Linked DNA regions of Homo sapiens: region 1 is linked to region 2. A link is an interaction called in ENCODE POLR2A ChIA-PET data of the cell type or tissue named here. Cell type or tissue: GM12878. All regions are shown on one strand. Links, peaks and the distances in the headings refer to the core of each region. The heading gives the core; the rest is flanking DNA. Region 1 has its middle 8.5 kb from the start of CDC27. Region 2 overlaps ITGB3 (integrin subunit beta 3).

The links. ChIA-PET counts read pairs that join two places held together with the same protein. Peaks named below come from ENCODE experiments on the same cell type or tissue, not always from the same donor. Only the 100,000 strongest peaks of a DNase experiment are listed, where the experiment ranks them.
Region 1: POLR2A ChIA-PET joins it to region 2 with 8 read pairs; 5 of 35 experiments call an interaction of 5 or more read pairs at or near these places.

The regions. Positions count from the first base shown.
Region 1 is chr17:47,192,541-47,203,141 of GRCh38, reverse strand. It overlaps a transcript of MYL4 not described here. Among named protein-coding and RNA genes, the nearest start is that of CDC27, 8.5 kb to the right of the region's middle. RefSeq lists an enhancer at 2,682-2,731 and a cis regulatory region at 4,949-5,372. In GM12878, for the core only: no CTCF peak of the experiment used is centred there; no DNase peak of the experiment used is centred there; H3K27ac peaks cover 1,073 bases.
Region 2 is chr17:47,284,958-47,289,969 of GRCh38, reverse strand. It overlaps ITGB3 (integrin subunit beta 3), which reads right to left. Exons shown (of 15, transcript NM_000212.3): 5 at 3,548-3,710; 6 at 2,739-2,900; 7 at 194-289. Among named protein-coding and RNA genes, the nearest start is that of ITGB3, 34 kb to the right of the region's middle. RefSeq lists enhancers at 1,133-1,427, 2,821-2,870, 3,281-3,570, 3,661-3,710. In GM12878, for the core only: a CTCF peak has its summit at 2,712; DNase peaks (open chromatin) are centred at 2,175, 2,705 and 3,359; H3K27ac peaks cover 2,339 bases.

The DNA.
Region 1 (10,601 bases), core at 38-4,037, 86 kb after region 2:
CTGTCTCTACTAAAAATACAAAAATCAGCTGGGCATGGCAGTGCATGCCTGTAATTCCAGATACTCAGGAGGCTGAGACAAGAGAATTGCTTGAACTAGGGAAGCAGGGCTGCAGTGAGCCGAGATTGTACCACTGCACTCCAGCCTGGGCAACAGAATGAGACTCTGTCTATAAGTAAATAAATAAATAAATAAATAAATTTAAGCTTCAAGGAAAGAAAACATCTCTGACTTATCTAGATAGGTGAAGGAATTTATGCTCAAATTGAAACCTTTCACAATACAAATCAATATACATTATTTCAATGTAAGTATGCAGAAGATTCTAATTGTAATAAACAGTATTATGTAAATTGGCTACAAAAACAAGAAAAGTTTAAATAATGCTTTGTTGATATTAATAAATTTAGAGTTGCTTTTGTTGATATTAATAAATTTAGAGTTGCTTTTTCAATTTATACAATACCTCTTTGAATTTCGTGTTAATGATACTGAGTTGACAGAAGAGTTAGTGAATTTACTTAATTTGGACAGATGTAGTTTTAAAACTGATATGTTTTTGCTTCAAAGTCAAGTCAATTCTGCTAAAATAAATATGACTAATATGACTAATATGAAGTAGTTTTGTCAGTTTGCATGTAAACATTAAAGAAAAATACTTTTTTGATATTTGATTATTAGAAAACTTTTAAGTATGCTTGGGACAACTTAGGTATATGAATCTACTTTTTCGACTGTGCATTTTATGAAATCTAAATACAGATTAAGTGTTTATAATGAAAATTTACCATCCAAATTGAGATATGCTATAACAGTAAAATACATACTGGATTTTGAAGTACAAAAAAAGAATGTGGGCCTGGCACAGTGGCTCATGCCTGTAATCCCAACACTTTGGGAGGCCAAGGCAGGTGGATCACTTCAGGTCAGGAGTTTGAGACCAGCCTGGCCAACATGGTGAAACCCCTTCTCTACTAAAAATACAAAAATTAGTTGGGCGTGGTGGCACGTGCCTGTAATCCCAGCTACTCGGGAGGCTGAGGCAGGAGAATCACTTGAATGCCGGAGGTGGAGATTGCAGTGAGCCGAGATCGAGCCACTGCACTCCAGCCTGGGCGACAGAATGAGACTCCATCTCAAAAAAGAAGACAAAGAAGAATGTAACATATCTCATATTGATTACATGTTGAAATGATAACATTTTGGGTGTATTGAGCTAAATATTATTAAAATTTTTAATAATACACACATACTAGAAGCATTACCCATTATCCAAGAACACATACAAACAAAAAAATACACATTAAAAGTATTCAATAATTGCCTAGAGTGGGTGTGGTTTGGATGGCTGGGTCAATGAGATAAAAGAAAATAAATAAGTAATCCGGCCAGGTGCAGTGGCTCACGCCTATAATCCTGGCACTTTGGGAGGCCGAGGCGGGCGGATCACCTGAGGTCAGGAGTTTGAGACCAGCCTGACCAACATGGAGAAACCTCGTCTCTACTAAAAATACAAAATTAGCCAGGTGCTGTGGCTCATGCCTGTAATCTCAGCTACTTGGGAGACTGAGGCATGAGAATCACTTGAACCTGGGAGAGGCGGAGGTTGCAGTGAGCAGATCGTGCCATTGCACTGCAGCCTGGGCAACAAGAGCAAAACTCCGCCTCAAAAAAGAAAAAAAAAAAAGAAAAGAAATAAGTAATTAAACAAGAAAGGCGTTGCATGGACCACTGAAGAAAGAAGGCCATAAATCAGGAGAATGATTAACCCAATCCTCTGTATATAAGAATCCTTCCCACCAAGGAGGGAGGAAAAAAAAAGCAATGAATCACCTGAAGGCTCAATAATTCATAAGGCCCAGAACACCAAAAATGAAAGCAGAAAAGGAGGGGAAAGGTGTCTAAAATCAAAGTTCAAGGACCACAGTAAAACTAGCTATCACAACACTTTATTTTTTACTTATTTATTTTTTGAGACGGAGTCTCACTCTGTCACCCAGGCTGGAGTGCAGTGGCTCGATCTCTTACTGCAACCTCTGCCTCCCTAGTTCAAGCGATTCTTCTGCCTCAGCCTCCTCAGTAGCTGGGATTACAGGTGCCCGCCACCATGCCCAGCTAATTTTTGTATTTTTAGTAGAGACAGGGTTTCACCATGTTGGCCAGGATGGTCTCAAACTCCTGACCTCAAGTGATCCACCTGCCTTGGCCTCCCAAAGTGCTGGGATTACAGGAATGAGCCATAGCGCCCAGCCAACACTTTAAATCATCCTCTCAAACTTCATTTCCTTGACTGCTTTAGCATAGGTGGAGAATGCTATATGTTCAGCCTCATCACTCAATTGTTTAAATGGTTGAAGCTCATTTCTGTACTGCAGTCAAGGCAGTGCTGTCTAGTGACATATGTGTGAACTGAATCCTGTGAGAAGGACACTGGGAGGGAGCCTGCCTAAGGTGGGTTAGAGTCTACCTAGGGATCTAAAGCAGAGGGCAGGATAGCTGGTGTTTGGCAGAGATTTATAGTTGCAAAGCAGCAGAGAGCAAGTTGGAATCCTCACCAGTCATCCAAACTGCATCATCCCAGATATGCTAACAGCTACAAGGAACTTCAGAGGTCCAGAGAGAAGGGGGTGACTTGCCCAACGTCACACTGAGTTATGACCGACCTGAGACTAGAATGCAGGATGCTAAGACAACCATGGGAGCTGGCAGAACTGACAAAAGGGTTCTCTGACGGAGAAGCTTAGCCCCCAAGGGGGCAAGGAAGCAAGGAGACATCAGTAGAAGAGACGGCCCTGGAACCCACAGCATGGGTATCTCTCAGTAAGCAAAAAGAGCCTAAATCCTTTCTCAGCAATTGGGGATATATTTTTAATGCTAAAGATTATTCTTTCTTCTCAGTTTCCCTTTCCACTGACTTCCTCTTTTACTTCTTGAATTCTGACTTCCTCTCTAGCACACCACCAGTGACTTCCCTGTGACTAGATCTAGTGTGCTTGTCTTGGGCCTTCTCTGCTATGCTTGTAACACCAAAATTCTGCCACCAACTCTCCTCTCCCTCATTCAGATTACTCTCATTCATTCATTCAACTAACACTTATTGAGGCCAGGCGTGGTGGCTCACATCTATAATTCCAGCACTTTGGGAGGCCAAGGCAGGTGGATCGCTTGAGCCCAGGAATTCGAGACCTGCCTGGGTAACATGGCGAAACCCTGTCTCTACAAAAAAAAACCCACAAAAATTAGCCAGGTATGGTGGCACATGCCTGTAGTCCCAGCTACTCCAGAGGCTGAGGTGGGAGGATCGGTTGAACCCAGGAAGCAGAGGTTGCAGTGAGCTGAGATGGCGCCACTGCTTTACAGCGCGAGTGACAGAGACCCTGTCTCAAAAAAAAAAAAAAAAAAAAGACTTTACTACAACTAACATGTATTGAGCACCTACAATATGCAGGTACTTTTTTTTTTTTTTTGAGACAGGGTCTCCAAGAAGCTGGGATTACAGGTACACATTTGTTAATGTAATGCCTTGTAAAATCTTTGTGAAACTATTTATCATTATATTAAAACTACGTATTTGTATGTCTGCATCCTCTACACCAGACAGTGAGCTCCTTGGGGCCAGGAATGGTCTCTTATTCATCTTAGTAGAAGTACCTGCAGGCTGGGCACAGTGGCTCATGCCTATAATCCCAGTACTTTGGGAGGCCAAGGCGGGAGGATCGTACAACTGAAAGAAGGTGCGCAACTAAAAGATGCTTTTAGTTCTGCCTGAAAACTCTCTCTCCAGTCCCAAATTCTTTCCTTGTTTGTTTATTTGTTTTTCTGGGGTTTTTTTTTTTTTTGAGACAAAGTCTTGCTCTATCTCTCCAGCTGGAATACAGTGGTATAATTTTTTTTTTTTTTTGAGACAGAGTCTTGCTCTGTTGCCCAGGCTGGAGTGCAGTGGCACAATCTTGGCTCATTGCAAGGTCCACTTCTGGGGGTCACACCATTCTCCTGCCTCAGCCTCCCAAGTAGCTGGGACTACAGGCGCCCGCCACCACGCCCGGCTAAATTTGTATTTTTTTTTTTTTTAGTAAAGACGGGGTTTCACCTTGTTAGCCAGGATGGTGTTGATCTCCCAACCTCGTGATCCGCCTGCCTCGGCCTCCCAAAGTGCTGGGATTACAGGTGAGAGCCACCATGCCTGGCCATACAGTGCTATAATTTTAACTCACTGCAACTTCGAACTTCTAGGCTCAAGAGATCCTCCCACCTCAGCCTCCCAAGTAGCTAAGACTAGAGGCATACACAACCATGCCTGGCTAGTTTTTTTTATTTTTTTTGTAGAAATGAGGGTCTCTCTTTGTTGCCCAGGGTGTTCTCGAACTCCTGGCCTCGAGTGATCCTCCTGAACTTCCAAAGTGCTGGGATCACAGGCGTGAGCTACTGCGCCTGGCCAAGCTTCACGTTTTCAATTAACCTTTGGATATTTCTCATCTGAGGCTCTCCCAACTCAGTCTGGTTTAAACCTAGATCAGCCTCTATCTCCCAAATCACATATCTGTAACAAAAACAAAGTCTATTCAAGACAGCTACGGTGTAAACTGAATACTAAAATATAATCAATCTGTGTTTAATCCATTGCTCTGCAATTTACCCAGAGAAAAAATGAGGCTGCTTAGAGCCTAGTTAGAAAAGAGAGAAGCAAATAATCTATTATTTGGTGGGCATCCACTCCAGATGCTATAGATATTTTTTATCTAGTAGTCAGGTATATACGTCACTTCTGAGGAAAAAAAGAGATGACAGCCACTAAGATCATTAAATTTACTCTTTTTGTTCTAAGTCTGTACTCAGTAAGCAGTCTTCTGGTTAGAATCTGAATGCCTTCAGGTCAAGGAATTGGATAAGAATATTTCTCATTTTAAGTTAGTAACTCAAAACTGTTTAAATTTTCTATCTTTTTTCAGATTCAACCATCTAAGATCCTAGAATAGTGAATATTCAGAGTTGCCCAGACTCCCTGGCAGCCTCTCTGCTGCATTCCTAGCCCCTAGTCTTTCTCTCCTCCAATGCACATAATCCTCAGCTGTTAGCATAATCTTTTTCAAATTCTGGTCTCATGAGGTCACTCTCCAGCTCAATCATCATCAACAGCTCCTTTGGTCTATTTTATCAAAACTAAAGTCATCAGCCAGGAACCCAAAGGTTTTTATCAGCTGTCCCCAACACCACCATTTCAACCAAGCTTATACAGCCTCCAGTCCAGACAAGCTAATTTGCTTATAGTCTCCTGCCTTTATTACAGATGCTCCCCACCATCAGTTGACAATATCAAGTCAAAAATGCATTTAATACACCTAACCTACTGAACATCATAGTTTAGCAAAGCCTACCTTAAACGTGCTTAGAACACTCACCTTAGCCTACAGTTGGGCAAAGCTATCTAACACAAATCCTATTTTATAATGAAGTGCTGAATCTCATGTATTGAATACTGTACTGAAAGTGAGACACAGAATGGTTGTATAGGTATCTGAAGTACAGTTTCTACTGACTGCACATTGCTTCTACACCATCATAAAGTCAAAAAATCATAACTTGGGGGCTGTCTGTAGTTTATTTCCCTGTGCTTTTGAGTCAGCCCTAGGCGCCCTAGTCATACGCCATTTAGCACATCTCGGAGCTCATCTCAATCAAGATGCATTTTCTGAATAGTCTCAATACTTCAGATACTGCCTTGACTTTAAATCCCTTAAGGATTTGGCCGGGTGCGGTGGCTCATGCCTGTAATCTCAGCACTTTGGGAGGCCAAGGCTGGCAGATCACGAAGTCAGGAGATCGAGACCATCCTGGCTAACACGGTGAAACCCTATCTCTACTCAAAATACAAAAAATTAGCCAGGCGTGGTGGCGGGCGCCTATAGTCCCAGCTACTCGGGAGGCTGAAGCAGGAGAATGACATGAACCCGGGAGGTGGAGCTTGCAGTGAGCCGAGATAGCGCCACTGCACTCCAGCCTGGGCGACAGTGCGAGACTCTGTCTCAAAAAAAAAAAAAAAAAAAAAAAACCCTTTAAGGATTTATGTGCAAGACCAGCATGTTCTCTGGGCCCAGAAAGGGGGAGTCAAAAAAAAAGCATCATGTTTAGATCAGTGAGATGAAATTAAGTCATCAAGTCATTCAATCATCAGATATTTCAAAAATATTTATATATTTACAATATTTTAACGAAACAAGAGCGAAATATTATAATATTTTAGCAAAACAACAACAACAAAAAATATTTATATATTTTATAATATTTGTGCAGGGCACTGAACTAGGTGATGGGGACATAATGTTCAAACCAAGGTCCCTGCCTTCAATGCAGCTTATATTAAACAAATACGATTAAAATTACCATACATACTATGAAAGAAAAGAACAAAAATGGCATGAGAGAGAATAACAGGCTGGAGCTAAGAATTTAAATTAGGTAGGTCTAGGAATATTCTGAGGATGTGATACTGAAGCTGAGGCTTGAAGAATAAATAGAATTTCACTGGTCAAAGAGTAAGGGAAATGTATTTCAGGAAGAAAGAATAATATGTAGAAAGACTTCCACTTTAATCACTCAGTCAATATATTTCTTAAGAATTTTCTACATATGTGGTGTTTTTCAAAGAACAATATACAGAAATATAAGACTTGGCCCTTGCATTAGGGAGACAAGACATAAACAGAATAATCAATTATATAAGTCTACCTGGGCTTGCCATAACAACATACCACACACCGGGTGGCTTGAACATTAGAGATTTATTTTCTCATGGTTCTGGAGGCTAGAGGTCCATGATCAAAGTGCTGGCAAAACAGATTCTGGTGAGGGCTCTCTTCCTAGATGTTGGCCTTTTCCCTGTGTCCTCCTATGACCCTTCTTTGGTGAATGCCCACAGAGAGATCAAACTTTCCTGTGCATCTTTTTATAAGGACACTAATTCTGTCGGATCAGGGCCCCATCTTTATGATATCATTTAACTTTAATCACTTTCTTAGAGACCCCATGTCCAAATACAGCCACACTAGGGGTTAGCTTCAACATATGAATTTTGAGGAGATGCAACCAGTCTATAACATCAATCAACAAACAAAAATAATACTAGGAACACAGTGAGTTTATTCTATTCATTCATTAAACAAATAATACTAAGTTCCCATTAGATGCCAGATACTGTACTAAGTGTTGAGAATACACAGGGAACAAGGCAGACAGGGCTTCTGCCCTCATGGAGCTTATAGACTAGACCAGAAGTAGACAATTAAACAGATAATTAATTACAGCAAAGAGTGATGGGAGTAATGACAAGTCTGGTAGCACTAGAGTAACAGCAGGGAGAGCCAAGCTATCCCAGAGGAGCAGAAAAGGCCTGGAAGAAGTATATTTGGAGGATAAGCAGAGCTAGCCAGATGAAGAATAGAATTAAGATGAAGAGTGGAATTAAGAGGGTTCTGGGGAGAGTGCAGTACATGCAAAGCCTGTGAGGCAAGAGAGTGGGTGATTTTGGGAGGCCATGGCAGGCGGATCACCTGAGATCAGGAGTTGGAGACCAGCCTGGCCAACATGGTAAAACCCAGTCTCTACTAAAAATACTTGGCTGGGCACGGTGGCTCACACCTGTAATTCCAACACTTTGGGAGGCCAAGGCGGGCAGATCACCTGAAGTCGGGAGTTCGAGGCCAGCCTGACCAACATGGAGACACCCCGTCTCTACTAAAAATACAAAATTAGCTGGGCATGGTGGTCTATGCCTGTAATCCCAGCTACTTGGGAGGCTGAGGCAGGAGAATCGCTTGAACCTGGGAGGCAGAGGTTGCGGTGAGCCAAGATCATGCCATTGCACTCCAGCCTGGGCAACAAGAGCAAAACCCCGTCTCAAAAAAAAAAAAAAAAATTAGCCCACTGTGGTGGCATGCACCTGTAATCCCAGCTACTTACTTAGGAGCCTGAGGCAGGAGAATTGCTTGAACCCGGGAGGCAGAGTTTGCAGTGAGCCAAGAGTGCACCATTGCACTCCAGCCTGGGTGACAACAGTGAGACTCTGTCTCAAAAAAAAAAAAAAAAAAAAAAAGTTCCATGAAGGGGCTGGGCACCGTGGCTCACGCCTGTAATCCCAGCACTTTGGGAGGCTGAGACGGGTGGACCACTTGAGCTCAGGAGTTCGAGAAGAGCCTGAGCAACATGGCAAAACCCCGTCTCTACAAAGGATACAAAAAATAGCCAGGCGTGGTGGCATGCACCTGTAGTCCCAGCTACTTGGGAAGCTAAGGTGAGAGGATCACTTGAGCCTGGGAGGTTAAGGCTACAGTAAGCTTCCAACCTGGGTGGAACACAGAGACCCTGTCTCAAAAAAAAAAAATTCTATGTAATTGGAAGGTGGACTATAAAGGAGACATGAGTGAGATAAGGCTGAATAAAGAGGCAGCTACTAGACCTGAAGGTAAGTCCTGAATTTGGGGGGTGGGGGAAGACAGGGAGAGGAGTCCTAACATGATCAGACTTATTTTTGGAGGTAGATAAGATACAGGAAGGAAGAAACATGAAGATATATTTAGGAGGTAAAATTGGCAGGTCGTTGCGACTAGATATTGGAGTTGTAGAGTCAAAATATGCCACACTGATATATGCCACTTTGGCATAAGGATTATTTTGAGAATAATATACACTTGAAAAACAGCATATGCAAGAAGAGCACTCTGGCCTTCCTTTTTCTTACTGAAACCAGTAGATAAAACTCCATGTGAAAGATGCCCTCCTTGTACCAGGAGAAAGCCATTCTTATCACCAGAGACAGAGCTGAGGCTGGGAATAAATCTGTACAAACCTTGTTAAACTAACCCTTATCTAATCTTTTGGGCAATGGAAAAGATGGTGATATCTTAAACTGGGATAGGAAATATTTTAAGACAATGAGGGGTTCCATTCCGAACAAAGTACCTATGAGACATCCAGATAAAGGTGTCCTCTTGGCAGTTAGTCATTTGGGCCTGGAGCTCTAAAAAGTAGTCTGGCTGGAGATACAAATTTTTCAAACCATTTGTAGATGAGAAACTGGGGCCACAAGAATGGATAGGGGCGGGGTATGGTGGCTTACGCCTGTAATCCCAGCACTTTGGGAGGCCAAGGTGGGTGGATCACCTAAGGTCAGGAGACCAGCCTGGCCAACATGGCGAAACCCCATCTCTACTAAAAATGCAAAAATTAGCCTGGCATGGTGGCGTGTGCCTGTGGTCCCAGCTACTCGGGAGGCTGAGGCAGGAGAATCGCTTGAACCTGGGAGGTGGAGGTTGCAGCGGGCTGAGATCACACCACTGCACTCCAGCCTGGGTGACAGAGTGAGACTCTGTCTCAAAAGAAAGGAAAGAGAAAGAAAAAGGAAGAAAGAAAGAAAGGAAGGAAGGAAGGAAGGAAAGAAAGAAAGAAAGGATAGTTTTGCCTAAGAAGAATGTGTAGGGTGGGTGAGAAGAAGGCCTAGAACAGGTCCTTGAAGCATGCTTAATATTAAAGGGGCTGGCAGAGGAGCTGCAAAGGAAACCGATTAAAAAACAGAGCAGTAGGCCAGGCGCAGTGGCTCATGCCTGTAATCCCAGCATTTTGGAAGGCTGAGGCAGGCAGATCACTTGAGGTCAAGAGTTCGAGACCAGCCCAGCCAACATGGCGAAACTCCGTCTCTACTGAAAATACAAAAATTAGCTGGGTGTGGTGGCGCACACCTGTAAATTCAGCTACTCAGGGGGCTGAGGCAGGAGAATCGCTTGAACCCAGGAGACGGAGGCTGCAGTGAGCCGAGATAGCGCCATTGCACTCCAGCCTGGGTGACAGAGCGAGACTCTCTCAAACAAACAAACAAACAAAAACAGAGCAGTAGGAGGAAAGCTAGGAGATGGTGTCATTAGAGAAGCCAAAAGAAGAGGATGATTTGACCAAAGAGTAAACATGGTGAGGGTGGGGTGGGGGTGGTGGGGTGCAAGGTCAGGTAAGGAGGCCATAAAACCGCACGCAACAGGGACAAAATGAAGGGTACAGACAAGGAGGACTGAAAGACTTCAGGAGAGTACACTTACTCTGGGCTATGTTTCAGTGGGACCTACATTTTGCTACTGATATCACGTCTAGCTTTTTGAATAGTTCCCTAAATGCCAGCCTCCAAATCTGACTGAATATGAAATAGACCAAGAAGCAGGCTTAGGAGAAAAAATAATTTTCCAATTCCATTTTTGGAATAATGCTGTTGTAACCCAACTCCACTCACTAGCCAAACATATTGGATAACGGATGACAGCAGGATGCCCAAGTGGTTGATGAATAGCGAGTTTAAGTAGGTCAATTAGGAGCAGAGAAGGAAGTAAAAACACTCCAAAATACCCCATCAAAGTACTTCAAACAATGTGGCTTTGCTGTGGATGAGTAGAAACCACAACAGATGTATTAGCCTGGTCAACAACAATCAGAAAGGAGATGCTTTTTTTTTTTTGAGACACAGTCTTGCACTGTCACCCAGGCTGGAGTGCAGTGGCCCGATCTCAGCTCACCGCAAGCTCCGCCTCCCAGATTCACGCCATTCTCCTGCCTCAGCCTCCCCA
Region 2 (5,012 bases), core at 918-4,917:
ACAAACACCAACACATACCTAGTAAGTTCAAGATTGCAGGAAAAAGGCCCAGAGTGCAATCTTTAGCTCCTGGGGAGTGGATTAGGGGAGACTCTTTCCTGATTGGGGACTGTATCCAATGCTAGCACAGGCTGGCTACCTGGGGCACCCACCATCACAGGGCCCACTCCAGGAAGCCCGAAGGCACAGTCACCTGATAGAGATTGACTACATTTTCAGTCACTGCAAAGATCAAATTGATGTTTTTCTGGGATAGCTTCTCAGTCATCAGCCCCAAAGAGGGATAATCCTAGGAAAATGAAGGATGTAGAGGTTAATGACGTCTCATGTACATCTCTAGGGTCTAAAGCTTAGAACTTATCTTGCTTGGGCTGTGGCTCAGAGTGTGGTGGTGCTTAAACCATTTCACTTCATGCTGAAAGTGAGACAAGAGCCTGGGCAACATAGCAAGACCCCATCTCTACAAAAAAATTTTTTTTATTTGCCAGATGTGGTGGTAAGTGCCTATAGTCCTAGCTACTGGGGAGGCTGAGGCAGGATCACTTCAGCCCAGGAGTTGGAGGTTACAGTGAGCTATGATTGCACCACTGCACTCCAGCCTGGGCAGCAGAGCAAGACTCTGTCTCTAAAAAAAAAAGGGGGGTGACAGTGAGATAAGAAGGGTAAGTAGCACAGAAGTCTACTTGTGAACTCCAGGGATAGACGAAGAGGTACAGGCCAGTGGTGTCAAAACTAAGCACCTCTTTCTTCCTGCTTGAATTTAATGCACTAATACTATGGAGCTGCTTCCGTGCACAAGGGACTGGGTTAGGCCTCTGTTTTGGAACTACTGACAAATGCCTTGGCCTGGCCCTCGTGATCCTCCACCGTGTGGTCTCAGTCTTTCTTTCCAAATATTGCTCACCTCTCTCCCTCTTCCACTCAGCAGTGATCTGGCCCACTGTCTCCCACCTGGAGTGGCCTTCTTGTTGGTAATCCTCCTCCTTTCTTAGGGCCTAGCTTAGCCCCCACCTTCTTCAGGAGACTTCCTTGGCCATCCCAGCTCATGATGACCTTTCCTCCCTTGGATACGTATAGCCACATTGGCTGTGCCACACCCATTTGGCACTAATCATGCATCTTGTGTTATTGTAAATATATATATCCTTTCTCCTCAAGTAGACCAAAAACTCCCCAAGGATAGAACCATACATAGTCTTGTTACCTCCCTCAGCCCCTGGCCCAGTGCCTTGCATAGATTAGGGGTCAAATGTTGCTGACTCATTGTCTGGTAGTGCTTGACTTGGATATGGCTGACACCAAGGAACTCAAGGACACTGTGCGGGGGCGGTGGTGAATCGTGAACATGTCCATGGGATCCTAGACCTTGCAGGGAGCTCATTAGATCCTCAGCTCAGTCTCCTGCCTTTACACAGGTACACCTTTAAGTCACCTAGATGAGGAAGTTGCTATATTGTCCTTAGGAGACGAAGAGTTCACACCTGCCCCAGATACCTAGAGCATTACAGCACATTTCTCTTATGGCTTATAGTAATTTCTCCTGATTCAATTTAAATATTTTCCTCTTGTTTAACCTTCTATGGCCATATAAAACAACTTATAAGAAGTTTTCTCATGTATAAGCTAAATCATCCTTTAGCCTTCTTTCTTTCAAGCTAAATGACTCTGGCCCTTTAATCTTTCCTCGTAGGACCTGTTCACCATGCCTTTTATGTTCTTTCCCCTCTTTCTCTCTCTCTCTCTCTCTCTCTCTCTCTCTCTCTTTCTAAGAGAAGGGGTCTCCACTAGGAGCAATGGCTCACACCTGTAATCCCAGCACTTTGGGAGGCTTAAGAGGGCAGATTGCTTAAGCCAAGGAGTTTGAGACCAGCCTGGGCAACATAGAAAGACCCTGTTTTCAAAAATTAGCTGGGCATGGTAGTGCATGCCTGTGGTCCCAGCTATTCAGGAGACTGAGGTGGTGAAGCTTGTGAGCCAAGATTGCACTACTGCACTCCAGCTGGGCAACAAAGCAAGACTCTGTATCAAAAAAAAAAAAAAAAAAAAAAAAAAAAAAAAGCAGGGGTGGTTCTTGCTCTGTCACTCAGGCTGGAGTGTAGTGGCAAGATCACAGCTCACTGCAGCCTCAGACTACTGGGCTCAAGAGATCTTTCTGCCTCAGCCCCACAAGTAGCTGGGACCATAGGCACAAACCACAACACTCAACGAATTTTTGCATTTTCTTGTAGAGGCAGGGTCTCACTATATTTCCCAAGCTGGTTTCAAACTCCTGGACTCACGTGATCCTCCCACCTCAGCCTCCCAAAGTGCTGAGATTACAGGCATGAGCCATCATATGCCTGGCCAATCTTTCTCTTTTTTTTCCTCTGTCTTCTTCCAATAACCACAAGTTAGTATGGTATTCCAAGAAAGGGCTAATCAGAGTGGAGAGGAAGACCTGCTTTCCAGCTGGGTTGTAAAAATCCTTTGGGTCCATTCTGGATCCCATGATGCTGCTGCTATGCTGGTGACAGTGAAGGCAGTGATAACACCACAATCAGGGACATCTCTAATGGTTATATAGGTTGTATGCTGGATGACGGTGTCCAGTTGGTAAGGGATAGGGGCAAGCTGGAACCGAGCCCTGCACCCTGCCCAGAAGGAGGGGCTGCCATTTTCATATTCACACAGACTCTGCCTAGATTAGGGCAACCCTCACAATCATGAATAGAAACCATAGGTGGTGCCAGAGATCTCACCATGGTAGTGGAGGCAGAGTAATGATTGTCACTACCAACATGACACTGCCCGTCATTAGGCTGGACAATGCCTGCCAGCCTTCCGTCCAATGCTATATGAGTCTTGGCATCAGTGGTAAACACCAGCAAGTGGGATGCATCATTCCTCCAGCCAATCTTTTCCTGTTAAAAGAAAACAAAAAACAAAGGCAGAGGAGACAAAACAAATTCAGCCATGTCACTGGTAGAGAACAGAGACCCAAGGTGCTCCCTGGCTAAAGGGCTGGACAGCTTATTTTTCTTCAAAACAAGGGTCTCAGTCCCAGTCCTTGGAACCGAAGCTGAAGCTTTCCAGTTCAGGAGTTTCATTCTCTTCAGAAAACAGTCTCATAGCTGATTAGTTCAAGCAGCTGAATGAGATCTTCTTAAACTCCAAACTTAACTCTTCTAATGACAGTCACATTGCTCATCTAGAAACTGACGTGCATCCACAGAGCTGATCTGGGCTAGAAGAAATCTCATCTGAACATCTGCCTACTTTGCTGAGGTTAAGTTAACTCAGCCTTAACTCTGAAGTAACTCTGAAGATGGGAAGATGCTCTCCCCTGGGAACATCTGAGACCACTGAGGTTCAAAGAAATGTCAGCTCAGGCCAGGGAGTGGATCTAAGCCAAGGCTGAATATCAGGAGCAACTTACTACTCATAACTGCAGGAAGCCCTGCTTAGTTCTCATCTCATTTTACACCAGAAATCCCCAGAGTTCAGTCACTTCCTTTCCCATTTTGATCTATGCCAGCCACACCTGGCACTCCAAGTCCTCCAAACTCACATCACAGACTGTAGCCTGCATGATGGCATCAAAGCCACCCTCTGGGGCATCTCGGTTCCGTGACACACTCTGCTTCTTCACTTCCTCATTGAAGCGGGTCACCTGGTCAGTTAGCGTCAGCACGTGTTTGTAGCCAAACATGGGCAAGCAGGTGGTCTTCATACTGGGGAGGGATGGGAGATAATTTAAGCAGACACCTTCATGGAAAAGGCAGCATGGGAATTGGGAGGAAAGAGAGGGGACAAATATAGATAGTGGTATGCCAAGGCCAGTTCCATACAACCACAGTTACCCAGACAGTTCAGACTCCAAAATCCTCAAATTATCTGAAGCTCCCCATCAACATTACCCCCATCCAGCTAACCTAGAAGATAAGAGATTGAGCTGGAAACAAGACTCCCTGAGCTTAGATCCCAGGTGCCCTCTGTACTAGTCATGGGACCTTTGGCAAGCCTCTCAATCCAACCTATGAAAGAGGGGCCAGGATAGCACATATCCCATAAGAGTTGTGAGACTTAAGTAAGTTCATACACACAAAGCACTTAGACCAGAGCGAGGCTCGAGTTGCTATTACTATCACCTTATACTTAACACTTTCCTAAAGTAACAATAAAGCAAAAGTCCATCAGTAAGTTAAGGTCCCTGAACCATCAATAAATTGATAGATCATGCAAGACAGGAGCATTTCTGCCCCCAGTCAAAATAGTGTGTTTAATTAATAGCTGATGTCTTGCCTGGGAACCTTACAACCCAGATAGAAGGTTGAATGCCACATCATATAACTTCAAAACTTTTTCTTTTTTTTTTAGAGACAGTTGTGCTCCATTGTCCAGGTTGGAGTGCAGTGGCACAATCATGGCTCACTGCAGCCTCAACCTCCCAGGCTCAATCAATCCTCCCACCTCAGCCTCCCTGTAGTCCTGGGGACTGCAGGCATGCGCCATCACACATAGCTAATTTTTTTGTAATTTTTGTAGAGATGGGGGTCTCACTATGTTGCCTAGGCTGAACTCAAACTCCTAGGCTCAAGTGATCCTCCCATCTTGGCCTCCCAAAGTGCTGGGATTACAGAAGTGAGTCACCCCACCTGGCCGTAACTTTGAAAACTAAAAAGTAAATTCACACCTTTTCAGGCTCAGCAACCAGCATTGTAAGTTATTCTAATACATGGATTTGCACAGTCTCCACCGATTAAATAAATAAGCCATTCAGTTTTAAGCCAAAGTGTCAAACAGAGGCACAAGTTATCCATTTACAGACTATAAAAGTGTCCAACAAATGTCATTTCCACTCTTTTATATTCCTTAGCACTTCATTTCTTCTGTTTTCACCCTGCAGGATGCACGGCCTTGATGAAGACAATAATGCCAACAATGGAATCGATCCTTCTGTAATCGTAATTTCTCGGTTTCCTTATCCATAAATTTCTTTCTACTTTTGACGTCATTTCCCTCCCATTCTCTCT